Linked DNA regions of Homo sapiens: region 2 is linked to region 1. Evidence: chromatin contacts called from ENCODE Hi-C or POLR2A ChIA-PET data. All regions are on one chromosome and are shown on one strand. Each heading gives the region's core, a stretch centred on a gene start or an enhancer-like site at or near the end of the contact. The rest is flanking DNA. Distances are from core to core; before and after follow the strand shown. Region 1 holds the start of MED26 (mediator complex subunit 26). Region 2 overlaps NWD1 (NACHT and WD repeat domain containing 1).

Evidence for each region. Hi-C counts contacts between places; a loop is a spot of excess contacts on that map. ChIA-PET counts read pairs that join two places held with the same protein, here RNA polymerase II (POLR2A). Pooled maps may share reads with other maps.
Region 2: a pooled map shows a loop between it and region 1 (3-fold over the local background). The contact joins the enhancer-like site here to the promoter of MED26 in region 1. A Hi-C loop is called at or near these places in 2 of 50 pooled maps. POLR2A ChIA-PET finds 5 or more read pairs at or near these places in 6 of 52 experiments (AG04450, GM12878, HEK293 and 3 more).

Annotation. Positions count from the first base shown.
Region 1 is chr19:16,626,878-16,633,670 of GRCh38, reverse strand. MED26 (mediator complex subunit 26) reads left to right here and starts at 5,467. Exons shown (of 3, transcript NM_004831.5): 1 at 5,467-5,799. The coding sequence starts at 5,728. LOC105372296 (a long non-coding RNA gene) reads right to left here and starts at 5,239. Exons shown (of 2, transcript XR_936361.3): 1 at 4,423-5,239; 2 at 3,863-4,312. It also overlaps a transcript of SMIM7 not described here. RefSeq lists enhancers at 4,254-4,303, 4,408-5,339 and silencers at 4,854-4,933, 5,184-5,443, 5,544-5,603.
Region 2 is chr19:16,732,385-16,739,204 of GRCh38, reverse strand. It overlaps NWD1 (NACHT and WD repeat domain containing 1), which reads right to left. Exons shown (of 19, transcript NM_001007525.5): 4 at 2,455-2,571. Among named protein-coding and RNA genes, the nearest start is that of NWD1, 16 kb to the right of the region's middle. Within about 2 kb of position 5,089, at least 19 of the 41 ENCODE cell types and tissues checked have a DNase peak (open chromatin) inside an H3K27ac peak, as active enhancers do.

The DNA.
Region 1 (6,793 bases), core at 4,218-6,717:
GCTCACTGCAGCTTCAAACTCCTGGGTTCAACCGTCTCAGCCTCCCAGTAGTTAGGACTGCAGGCGTGAGCCACTGTGCCCAGCTCAATACAGGTTTTCTTAGTGACAACATCACACACACACGCACACACTTAATTTACTTTGGAAGTTTAATTTACAGCAGTGTACAACTTGGTGAATTTCTTCCTTTTTTTTTTTTTTTTTTCTTTTTTTTTGAGACAGATTCTCACTCTGTTGTCTAGGCTGGAGTGTAATGGCACCATCTCAGCTCACTGCAACCTCTGTCTCCTGGGTTCAAGTGATTCTTCTGCCTCAGCCTCCCGAGCAGCTGGGATTACAGGCGCGCACCACCTGCCTAGCTAATTTTTGTATTTTTAGTAGAGACAGGGTTTCATCATGTTAGCCAGGCTGGTCTCGAACTCCTGACCTCAGGTGATCCATCCACTTCTGCCTCCCAAAGTGCTGGGATTACAGGCGTGAGCCACCGCGCCTGGCCAGCTTGGTGAATTTCTACATGTACAAACACCAGTGAGGTCACCGCTCACATTGAGGCTTAGATTATTGTAGCACCCACAAGGCTCCCTGTGGCGCCTTCTAATTCATAACCTTCCCATTGTGGGGAACTAATCACAGTTTATTTACGTACTCCCCTATTGCTAGGCACTTACATTGCTTCCAATCTTTCACTCTTACAAATAGTGCTTCAGTGAACTTCCTTGTACATACACATTTGTCTACATCTGATTGCCTCCTTCAGATAAACTTTTAGAAGTTGTGAATTTCAGTACGCTCATATCCACAGGGTCAGAGGGTATGAGCTTATTGAAATGCTCCCAGTTGGCCGGGCATGGTGGCTCACGCCTGTAATCCCAGCACTTTGGGAGGCTGAGGCGGGTGGATCACCTGAAGTCAGGAGTTCCAGAGCAGCCTGACCAACATGACGAAACCGCATCTCTACTAAAAATACAAAAATTAGCTGGGCATGGTGGCATGCAACTGTAATTCCAGCTACTCAGGAGGCTGAGGCACGAGAATCACTTGAACCCAAGAGGTAGAGGTGAGCCCAGATGGCACCATTTCACTCCAGCCTGGGCAACAAAGCGAGACTCTGCCTCAAAAAAAAAAAAAAAAAAAATGTTCACAGTTAATGACTTTTTTCATTCGTTGGTGTCCCAGCCGTGTTGTGTTTGTACAGTGCAATTAAAGTATTGTATTCATGAATTCCCACCCCCCAACCAGGTTCCGGGGCTTGCGTTCAGAACTGGAACCTTTCTGTATCCCCATCCCTACTTGAAGATGGGATTAAAAAATTGAGGTCTTCTACCTATCTTTGACATGTCAAGGTTAGTCAAAACCAATTTAAATTGGTTTCACTTTTAGAGTAAACAAGACTTAGTGCAAAGCCAAGCAGAACTATGAAACTCATCTCTAGGTACTTCTGAGATAACTGATAGGGTTGAATGAGTTCATATATGAGAAAGGGTTTTAAAAATTTCTGCCAGCGGCCGGGTGTGGTGGCTCATGCCTGTAATCCCAGCACTTTGGGAGGCCAAGGCAGGCGGATCATGAAGTCAGGAGTTTGAGACCATCCTGGCCAACATGGTGAAACCCTGTCTCTACTAAAAATACAAAAATTAGCTGGGTGTGGTGGCACCCGCCTGTAGTCCCAGCTACTCGGGAGGCTGAGGCAGGAGAATCGCTTGAACCTGAAAGGCGGAGATTGCAGTGAGCCAAGATCACGCCACTGCACTCCAGACTGGCAACAGAGTGAGACTCTCTCGAAAAAAAAAAAAAAAAAATTCCACCCGCCTGTTAAAGCAAACATAGGGGTCAAAGGAGGGTGGTTGTTTTTGTCACACTGGCTTTTTCTGTTAATCCCTGGAGCCCTCACATCCCTTATTAGGGTAAGTTTAGTAACCCTGTGCTTTAAATGGCCTGTCTCTCAGGGGCTTGCTTCTGACATGTCTGATGAGCGCATTCCTGCTGTTGCTCCTGGCTATTACAAGGTGTCGCTGTGGAAGACTATTCCTGTACAGCTGTGTGAACCTGCCTCGTCACGGCTTCCTCTGCAGTGCTCTTGAATATCCCGGTTCCTGCTTAGGCCACAGCAGTGAGTCCAGGGAGAAGCATCCTTCTACTCCCTCACTGTCCAGGTTGGCTGAAGATGCTCTGCACTTGACCTCCTGACACTAACTTCCTTGCCTTTTCCCATGGCAAGAGCAAGTCATGGACTCTGAACTACTTCCTCTCCCTTTTTTCTATTTATTTTATTTTATTTTATATTTGTGATGGAGTCTCGCTCTGTCACCCAGGCTGGAGTGTGGTGGTGTGATCTTGGCTCACTGCAACCTCTGCCTCCCAGGTTCATGCAATTCTCCTGCCTCTACCTCCCAAGTAGCTGGGAATACAGGTGCCCACCACCATGCCCGGCTAATTTTTGTATTCTTAGTAGAGGTGGGGTTTCACCATGTTGGCCAGGCTGGTCTCTTAACTCCTTACCTCAAATGATCCACCCACCTCGGCCTCCCAAAGTGCTGGGATTATAGATGTGAGCCACTGCACCCAGCCCTTCCTCTCCCTTTCTCTTTGGGGTTCCCTTCACAAACAGGTGAGGCAGCTTTTTCAAGGGCATTCCAAGCACAAAAGACCTTGTTGTACCTAAATACTATAAGGGACCTGTCATTGAGGACGAACCATCACAGCAAGAGGAATTATCTCGTGCCGCATCTTCGCATAACTGACAGGATCCCTGGCAAGGATGTCTCAATGCAGAAAGTTGGCTAAGTGAACTGCAGTATCTACCCTGGACCTAAAAGAACTTGCTAATGTTTTCAAGACTACAATTCAGAGGCTGTCTGATTTAATCTTTGCATTTACAAAAACACCCTTTTACGTACATTAAATGTGGAATAAAACTAAATATCCGTGTGTGTGTTGTGTATCCTGGTGTATATAGTATTATATTTTATGAAGTATTTCATTCATTCCAGAAATAGCTCTCCAGACCCATGGTGTACCAGATCTGTAGAAACTGAAATGCATTCATATGTCTGGGGGTGTGTGTAACGCTACCGTGTATTTGATGAAACTTTTCATTGACTTACTCCACAGATACTATTTTTCTATCTACTGGGGATACCAAAAAGAGCCAGTGCCCTTGAGGAACCAAGTCATGTCAGTGCTTCTTAGTTTTTAAAAAGTGGGTAAGTTGAGTACTTTCCAGATGTTTGTTTATTTTTCAAGACAGTCTTGCTCTGTCACCCAGGTTGGAGTACAGTGGCGTGATCTCAGCTCACTGCAGCCTCTGCCTTCTGGGTTCAAACAATTCTCGTGCCTCAGCCTTCTGAGTAGCTGGGATTACAGGTGTGTGCCACCATGCCCGGCTAATTTTTGTTTTTTCAGTAGAGAAGGGGTTTCACTATTTTGGCCACGCAGGTCTCGAACTCCTGACCGCAAGTGATCTGCCCACCTCGGCTTCCCAAAGTGCTGGGATTACAGGCATGAGCTACCAGGCATGAGCCACCGTGGCTGGCCCCACATTTTGTTTGAGACAGAGTCTGTTGCCCAGGCTGGAGTGCAGTGGTGTGATCTTGGCTCACTGCAACCTCCGCCTCCCGGGTTCAAGCAATTCTTCTGCCTCAGCCCCCTCTAGTAGCCAGGATTACAAGTGCGCGCCAGCATGCCCGGCTAATTTTTGTATTTTTAGTAGAGATGGGGTTTCACCATGTTGGCCAGGCTAGTCTCGAACTCCTGAGCTCAAGTGATCGCCCACCTCCGCCTGCTGAAGTGCTGGGATTACAGGCTTGAGCCACCACGTCCGGCCCAAATGTTTCTTAAAATAACCTGACCCATGCAAAATAAATTGCCTCCTATGTAATACTTTATTAAAAAAAAAAAAAGATACTGTACATCCGAGTTAGAAATTAAGAGAGAGGCAAGACCAGAATATGCCTGAGGAAGGCTTTGCTTATTTTGCTTATCAGAAATGAGAGAATTATCTCCGAATGGGCCAGTTTCCAACTTGGACCATGTACACCATGTACACAATGCACCGCATTCTGGGAGGGGCGAGGTTGGGAGCAGTAAATGACAAGTGTTTTGCCCGTGTTTCTTTTCTCCTCCAAGTGTGATGTAAAACTTTTCACATGTGCAGAAGCACGCAACCATAGCCACGTGCAGAAGCAGCCGTTTTTGCAAATGAAAATATTTCCCAGAAGCACAACAAATACAAGACTAACAGGTGTCGGGCAGCTCCAAGGCACACATGTGGTTCTCATCAGCTGTCTTCCTCCTGTTTTAAATCTAGGTCTTCCTGTAACAGTGGGAAAAAAAAGATTTCTCCCGAGGCCGCCGAGCTTGCCTTTCCATCCCGTCTCACAAGAGCATTTCCAACAGAGCTCCCAGAGAGAGGGGAGCAATTACCAAGGCAATAAACAGGGTGGAGGGAGGAGGGGCGCCCTTAAACTTGACATCTGCGGTTCTGGGCTTAACCCCGAAGTCTAGGTGACCTTGGGCCTCCGTTTCCTCCTCTGTGACGTGTTTGGTTAAGAGAATGAGCATCTCAGTTTTACAGAATCTCAAGGCAGAGGCGGGTAGAAGGGTCTTTCAATCACGGGGTTCTCTGCCGGTGGGGGGGCGGGGGGACTGTGCCCCCACAAGGGACGGCGGCAATGACTGCAGATTGGGGGAGGGGGCGCTTCGGAGGCCAGAGATGCCGCTCAACTTCCGACAGATCGGGGGACCCGCCCCGAAGACAGAGCGATCCCGCCCAAATGCCAGTGGTGCCGAGGTGGAGAAGCCGCCGCGTAGACGCAGATTTGCAACCTCCGGCTTTCCCAGCTACGGCGGGCGGCTTCTGCCAGAGGCGCTTTGCCGCCTCACGTTTTCGCGATCGGGGTCGCGCGTGGCGGTGCAGACCCCCGCCCTGCCACCACACCCATTCCCACACCCTCTGAGGGGCGGGGGGGCCGCGGCGACACCCCCGGACTCCGATGACCCTTCTGCGCGCAGAATCACAACGTGGACGTCTGGTTCCCTCGCCCTCACAAAAAACTCGGCAGCTGCTCAGCCTGCGACTCCCGTCCCCCAGTCACGCGCCGGGAAGGCTCTCCCAGAGGAAGGATTTTCCCGCCGCCCTCCCCGCCCCGAGGTAGCCGCTGCGAGCGTCCGGGTTCAAGGACTCTTTGCGCGCGCGCTTCCGTCAGAAAGCCCCGCCCCGTGACCTGGACGGGGGCCGTTGCCCCGCCCAACCTCCTCCCAACGGCTGCCTAGGCCGGGCGGCTGGGCGGGGCGTCACGGGCGGACGAGTGCGCCTGCGCGCGCTTGCGCGGAGGCGCGGGGCGTGGCACACGGGCAGCCCCGCCCAGGCCTGGCGTCTCCGCCCGCCCCATCTCCCAACCTCCTCAGCGTGGCGCCGACGCTGCGTGCGGCGCGGACTACCCAGAGTACTCCGCGCGGGGGCAGCTCACTGGAGTTTGGTTCTCGAGGCGGCGGCAGCGAGCGGCGGCGGCTCCGGCGGCTCCTCCTCCTCCTTTGGTGGCGGCGGCGGCCCGGGACCGAGACCCGGCCCCGGCTCCCCTCTCCGCCACCCCGCGCGCCCCCAACCCCCCGGCGCCGCGGGGAACATGCGGCTCCGGCTCCCGGAGGCCGGCGAGTGAGTGACCCCCGTCCCCCGCCTCAGCCCGCCCGCCCGCTGGCCCGGCCGCAACCCCCCGCCTCGCCCAGGCAATGACAGCGGCTCCGGCGTCTCCGCAGCAGATCAGGGACCGGCTGCTGCAGGCCATCGACCCCCAGAGCAACGTAAGTACCCGCCGCGCGAGCTGGGACGGAGGCCGCATGGGCCCGGGACCCTCCCCCTCTCCTGTACCCCTCGCCCACCGGGCTTCGGGGGACCCGTCTGGCGCCCACCTCCCCTCGAGGGCCGCTGCCATCCCTGCCTCTCGCTTCTCGGGCCCGGGCCGGGGGCAGGTCGGGCAGCCCGGCAGCGCTCGGTACGTGAGGCCGAGGCTTCCGTGCGGCCTGGGCGGAGGAAGCAGACGGGGGAGCTGAGGCTAGAGTTTTTCCTCCCTTTCTGCTCCAGCTCTACGACCCTCACTGCTCTGGACGAAGCTTCTCTGCCTCGCCCTCCCTCCGGGACCCGAGACCCCCGGGAAGCCCTCCCGGAGCGGGAAGGGGAGGGAGAAGGGCTGTGAAGCAACTGGTGTCCGGGGTATGACTCGGGGAACCTATGTCTCCCATGTCTTGGCCTCCTGGGTGATCAGGGAAGTCCTTCTTCCCCCTCCTCTCGGCTGGCAGCACCTTCCTGGCTTCGGAGAGAACCCCCAGTCTGTTTTGCCCCTGGCCGGGTACCTAGGGTACGTGGAGAGTCTGTCTCCCTTCTGTGACTAGACACGCCTTTGCCAAAACCCTCTTGGGGTCGCTGCCGACGATAGATGATCTCGGGGAGGGTGGGATCCTTCCTGTTGCCTTTCTGGGCCTCAGTACCCATTGCGTCTCTGACCAAGCCAGAGCTCCATTTTTTAGGTAGTGAATTAAAGAGGACTTTTCTCTCCCGTTTACCCAAGAGCTCTGTTTCAGTAGGCTCTTTCCCTCACCTGGGGGTCTCAGCCTGGTGGTTTTTGACCCAGACTGTCGGGGTTAACTCCAGAGTGTCGCTTCCTCGGGTGCCCCTTTGCTGAGGCTACTGTTTGCGGAGGGACCGCCCCCTCCCCTTCCGTGTGTGTGTGTGTGTTGTTGCGGGGGTGGGGGGGTGGGGGGGAAGACTGATCTATTCTCATATTTTCTCCAAGAGTTT
Region 2 (6,820 bases), core at 3,840-6,339, 110 kb before region 1:
TCCTTTTTTTTTTTCTTGGAAACTCATTAAAATGATCATTGGGCTCCTTTGAAAAATTAAACTTAGGAGACTGGAAATTTAGGAGATTTACAACAGAATGTAGAGTTTTCCAAACATTAGGATATATTTTAAAGCAGTAATAAATAAAACAGAGTGGCACCAAATTACAATAGAAGTGTAGATCAAAAGAATAACTGTAATCCCAGCTACCCAGGAGGCTAAGGCTGGAGGATTGCTTCAGTCCGGGAGTTCAAAACCAGCCTGGGCAACATAGCAAGACCTTGTCTCAAAGAAAAAGGAGTGAAATATATATATATATAATATATAATGTATTATATATTATAGATAATGTATTATATATAATATATAATGTATACATTATATATTATACATATAATAGTATGTTATATGTTATTATATATTATATATTATATATCATTATATTATATATATATAATATATATATTATATATAGATTATATATATATGTTTTGCCCATTATTCCTGGCTCATAATTCCCAAAGCCCTTGTTACAGTCTTTCGTTATAATGTTGGGACACTTTAGGTCTCAGAAAATAGATCTCAGAAAATAGAATATCTCTCTGGCCCTCACCTTCTCCTTTTTTTTTTTTTTTTTTGACAGAGTCTCCGTCTGTTGCGCAGTCTGGAATGCAGTGGCACAATCTCGGCTCACTCCAACCTCTGCCTCCCAGTTTCAAATGATTATCCTGCCTCAGCTTCCCAAGTAGCTGGGATCACAGGCATGTGCCACCACGTCTGGCTAATTTGTGTATTTTTAGTAGAGATGGGGTTTCACCATGTTGCCCAGGCTGCTCTCAAACTCCTGACCTCAAATTGTCCACCTGCCTCAGCCTCCCAAAATGCAGAGATTACAGGAGTGAGCCACCATACCTGGCCATGGTACTTTTCTTTACTTTTTCCCTCTTTACTGTCCAGGACAGGGATCAGCACATTTCTCCTGGAAAAAGTCAGACAGTCAATACTTTTGGCTTTACAGGCCAGATGGTCTCTGTCAGAACGACTAAACTCTGCCATTATAGCTTGAAAGCAGGGCTAAACAATGTGTAAACAAGTGGACATGGCTGTGTGCCAATAAAGCTTTACTTACAAAGACAGGCAGCAGGCCACACTTGCCTTTCAGGCTATAGCTTGTTGGCCTCTGCTCTAGAATTTCTTTTCTTTTCTTTTCTTTTCTTTTCTTTTCTTTTCTTTTCTTTTCGAGATAGAGTCTTGCTCTGTCGCCCAGGCTGGAGTACAGTGGCATGATCTCGGCTCACTGCAACCTCTGCCTCCCAGGTTCAAGCAATTCTCCTGCCTCAGCCTCCCAAGTAGCTGGGATTACAGGCACGTGCCACCATGCCCAGCTAATTTTTTAGTAGATATGGGACTTCACTATGTTGCCCAGGCTGGTCTCAATCTCCTGACTTCATGATCCACCCACCTTGGCCTCCCAAAGTGCTGGGATTACAGGTGTGAGCCACCACGCCCGGCCCCCTGCTCTAGAATTTCTAAGGAAAATGTGATCGTTCTTGGATGTATCTGGAACTCGATGTAATAAATTAGGACTCAGGCCAGCCTGGGCAACATAGCAAGACCCATCTCAAAAAAAAAAAAAAACTTAAAACTAGACCAGGTGCATTGGCTTATGCCTGTAATCCCAGAACTTTGGGAGGCCAAGGTGGGAGGATCACTTGTGCCTAGGAGTTCAAGACCAGCCTGGGCAACATAGTGAGACCCCATATTTCCAAAAAAATACTAGCCAACTGTGGCGGCACACACCTGTAGTCCCAGCTACTTGGGAGAACAAGGCAGGGAGATCAGAAGCCCAGGAGTTCAAGGCTGTAGTGAGCCATGATCTTGCCACTGCACTCTAGCCTGGGCTTTTTTGAGACTCTGTCTCAAAAAAGAAAAAGAAAAAAGACTCAGGAATATCATTCAATTTTAATAGCCAAAACCATTAATTGTGGACTGGAGATTGATTTTTTGATAGAAGGGGTGCAATTGGAAGAGAGAGGGGAGAAGTCCCCACGACCTGAAACCAGTGGGCACATGGAGGAAAAAAAATATCCCAAGACCCTGTGGGTTTCCACCTTTTCCATGGCTTTCCAGGATCCCAAAGTTCTATAGACATAAAGTGGAGGGGGTGGGGAAGGTGGGAGAAAGTCCAGATCAAATTCCAAGATTCCTTCTGGCTTCAACATTCTACTCTCCAAGCCACCTGCTGCTTCCATTTGACTGCTAATGTCTGGATCCCATTCAGCTCTGCAGAAAGAGTTCTGTGATTGATTAGTAATGTCTGCCACAGGCAGGCCATAGGGATAAGGTACGAAAGCAGAAACGGTACCTACTTCCCTCTGCTGATCAGTTTGTCTAGAAAGCAGGGGGCATATCCTGGAGGAGTAAGAGCTAACCCATTCCTCCCAAGACACTCACAACAAAAGCTGGCCCTATGGATGTTTTCCAACACCGGTCAACCTCCTCCAAGCAGAGTTCTGTGGTCAAGTGGTCAGTGGCTTCAATGTTCCGAATACCCCACCTCAGATCAACGACCTGGGAAATAGAAACACAAGTTTGTCAGAGAGGTGGCATGACAGGTGATTTGTTTTTTCAATCCCTTTTGACAAAGCAGAAAGTTTCTTTCAAAAATTTTTGACAGCCTCTTCCTGTAGGGGGATGTCTGGATTAAAAGAACTTGAACCAAATTCATAACCTCAGTATAATCATGAGAAAAATAACAGACAGACCCAGACTAGAGGGAAGGGCGTTCTTCAAGATGCCCTGCCAGTCAAAGCCAAGCATGGTGGTGGGCACCTGTAGTCCCAGCTACTCGGGAGGCTGAGGTAGGAGGATCAATTGAGCCCACAAGGCAGAGGTTGCAGTGAGCTCTTATTGTACTACTGCATGCCAGCCTGGACAGCAGAGCCAGGCTCTGTCAAAAGAAAGAGAGAGAGGAAGGTAGGAAGGAAGGAAGGAAAGAAGGAAGGAAGGAAAGAAGGAAAGAAGGAAAGAAAAAGACTGCCAAGGTCATGAGAAATAAGGTGACTGAGAAATTGACACAGACCAGAGGAGACTAGGGCAATAAGACAACGAAATGCAATGGGGTACCCTGGATGGGGTTCTTCACCAGAAAAGACTTAGATAGAAGAGCTGGCAACATTTGAATAAAGTCAGGAGGTTAACAGTCATGTACCAATGTTGATTTATCTTTTTTTTTTTTTTTGAGTTGGAGTCCTGCTATGTCACCCAGGCTAGAGTGCAGTGGCGCAATCTTGTCTCACTGGAAAATCCTTCCTTCCTTCCTTCCTTCCTTCCTTCCTCCTTCCTTCCTTCCTTCCTTCCTTCCTTCCTTCCTTCTTTCCTTCCTTCCTTCCTTCCTTCCTTCCTTCCTTCCAGTGGCATGATCTTGGCTCATTGTAAATTTTGCCTAATGGGTTCAAGCGATTCTTATGCCTCAGTCTCCTGAGTAGCTGGAACTACAGGCGCACACCACCATGCCTGGCTAATTTTTTGTATTTTTAGTAGAGATAAGGTTTCACCATATTGGCCAGGCTGGTCTCGAACTCTTGACCTCAGGTGATCCACCCACCTCGGCTTCCCAAAATGCTGGGATTACAGGCATGAGCCACTGCCCCCAGACTGATTTCTTTCTTTCTTTCTTTCTTTTTTTTTTTGGTCAGGGGGACAGAGTCTTGCTCTGTCACCCAGGCTGGAGCTTAGTGGTGCACTCTCAGCTCACCACAACCTCCGCCTCCCGAGTTCAAGCAATTCTCCTGCCTCAGCCTCCCGAGTAGCTGGGATTACAGGCGTGCACCACCACGCCTGGCTAATTTTTTTGTATCTTTATTAGAGATAAAGTTTTGCTATGTTGGCCAGGCTGGTCTCAAACTCCTGATCTCAAGTGAACTGTCTGCCTCAGCCTCCCAAAATGTTAGGATTACAGGCACGAGCTACTGCACCTGTCCTCAAAGTTCATTTCATAGTTGTAACAACATAGTTGGTTGTGCTGTGGTTAGGTAAAACGTTAGGAGACACAGAGTGTGGGGTGTATGGGAACTCCGTACTGTCCATGCGTTTCCTGTAAGCCTAAATTCCAAATTCAGAAGTTTATTTATAAACATTTAGTCGGGCACGGTGGCATGTGCCTATAATCCCAGCTACTCTGGAGGCTGAAGCATGAGGATTGCTTGAACCCAGGAGTTCAAGACCAGGTTGGGCAATGTAGCAAGACCTCATCTCTAAAAAAATAAAAATTAAGAAATAAAAAAGCAAGTTAATTAAAATAAAAAAATTAGAACAGAGGCAGGGCAAAGTGGCTTACCCCTATAATCCCAGCACTATGGGAGGCTGAGGGAGGAGGATCTCTTGAGGCCGGGAGTTTGAGACCAGCCTGAACAATATAGGGAGACATTGTGTCTACAATAAATAAATAAATAAATAAATAAATAAATAGCCAGGTGTAGTGGTGTGTGCCTGTAGTCTCAGATACTTGAGAGGCTGAGACAGGAGGATCACCTGAGCCCAGAAAGCTGCAGTGAGCTGTGATTGCATGCCTGCACTCCAGCCTGGGTGACAGAGCGACACCCTGTTGCAAGAAAAACAGAAAAAGAAAAAAGAAAAAAAAAAAGAAAGAAAATCTTTTTTTTTTTTTTGAGATGGAGTCTTGCTCTATCACCCAGGCTGGAGTGCAGTGGCGCAATCTTGGCTCACTGCAAGCTCCGCCTCCCGGGTTCACGCCATTCTCCTGCCTCAGCCTCCGGAGTAGCTGGGACTACATGCCCGGCTAATTTTTTGCATTTTTTAGTAGAGATGGGGTTTCACCGTGTTAGCCAGGATGGTCTCAATCTCCTGACCTCGTGATCTGCCTGTCTCGGCCTCCCAGAGTGCTGGGATTACAGGCATGAGCCACCTCGCCCTGACAGAAAAGCTTTTTTAAAAAAGGAACTTGGCCATTTTCAAACTGTTGCTTTGAAAGCAAGGACGTGTCCACACTTGTTCACAAAGCTTTCCTTGCAAAGGAGGGTGTTTAGTTTGGCCAGCACTGGACGTACCAAGGTCTCCTTGGCAACCGCACGCTTGCAGTTCATTTGTGCCTGCTCGCCATGGGGAGGCTGGGCAGAACAGCTCAGTTCAGGTAGGCAAAGCTGACCCTGTGGAAGGCTGGGGTGACAGGGAGACAAAGACAACTCGGAACAGTCCCTGCCTCCCTGAATTCTTTAGCACCGAGAGAAAGACACATAGATTCTTAAGACAAGTGGTGAGAGGCCAGCAGTACTCAATGTGACTGGAGGAAGAAAGGGGGAGGAACAATGAGTTAGAGGAGCAGGAAAGGAAAAGGGGTCAGGAGCCAGCCTCTGGAAGGAGCTTGTGCTTCTGGAGGGACCGCCGTCTCCCGATGTGCGTGTGGAGGATGTTGACAGCATCCGCGTCAGAGGACGGGCATGGGCATTAAACAGAAAAGCTTGACCATTTCATCAGCTCTCAGTGCTGATGCTTCCATAGTGCCTTTGACATTGAACTATGTCTCATGATCAATGGTGGGCAGAGTGGAATTTCCAGCACTGCTTCTTTCTTAGTAATAAATATACAAACCATAACGATCATGCATCTTTTTCCTTTTCTTTTCTTTTTTACCCAAAGAGCCACTTGATTTTTTTTTTTTTTTTGAGACAGAATCTCATTCTGTTGCCTAGGCTGGAGTGCAGTGGCGTTATCTCGGCTCACTGCAACCACCACCTCCCAGGTTCAAGCAATTCTCCTGCCCCAGCCTCCCGAGTAGCTGGGATTACAGGTGCGTGTCACCACATCTGGGTAATTTTTGTATTTTTAGTAGAGAGGGGGTTTCACCATGTTGGCCAGGCTGGTCTCGAACTCCTGGCCTCAGGTGATCTACCCGCCTTGGCCTCCCAAAGTGCTGGGATTACAGGCATGAGCCACTTCGCCCGGCCCAGATTTTTTTTTTTTTAAAGACAGCATCCCAATCTGGCACCCAGGCTAGAGTGCAGTGGCTCCATCACAGCTCACTGCAGCCTCAAACTCCTGGGTTCAAGTGATCCTCCCACCTCAGCCTCCCCAGTAGCTGGGACTACAGGTGGGCGTCACCACACCCAGCTCATTTTTTTAATTTTATAGAGACGGGATCTTGTTATATTACCCAGACCGGTATCAAACTCCTGGCCTCCAGCAATCCTCCTGCCTTGGCCTCCCAAAGCACTGGGAATACAGGTGTTAGCCACTGTGCCCGGCCTCATCTTTTAACCAAATGGGACTTTGGTGCAATGAATCATTCTCATAAGCAGCAAGGAGGCAGCCCTCAAGTTAAGCTGAGACTCCAAAGATGTTCATCAGTTTCCACAGGGAAATGTGCAGGCAGAAACATCCCCGGTTAGCCAGGGATAGCGCTGCATGTCTGTAGTTTCAGCTCCTCAGAAGGCTGAGACAGGAGGATCCCTTGAGCCCAGAAGCTCAAGGTTGCAGTGAGCTGTGAGATCACACCACTGCACTTTTTCACTTTTTCTTTTTTTTTTTTTTTGAGATGAAGTCTTGCTCTGTCATCCACTGGACCTCATCTGAAAAAAAAAAAAAAATTCCCTAGCCAGGGATTGGTACAAGGAGACAGCATTAGGGGCTCCTACTGTTTTGGGACTGTGCCAAACAGGTACACCATCAGCGTTCTAGAAAAAGGCATGTCCAACCTCCATGCCCATCCCCCATATCGCAAAGCCCTCTTATACTCCTCCTGAAGCCCAGTACGAAGAGGGCCAGGAAGCTCTGAAGGCAAGACAAAAACAGCAGCAACAAC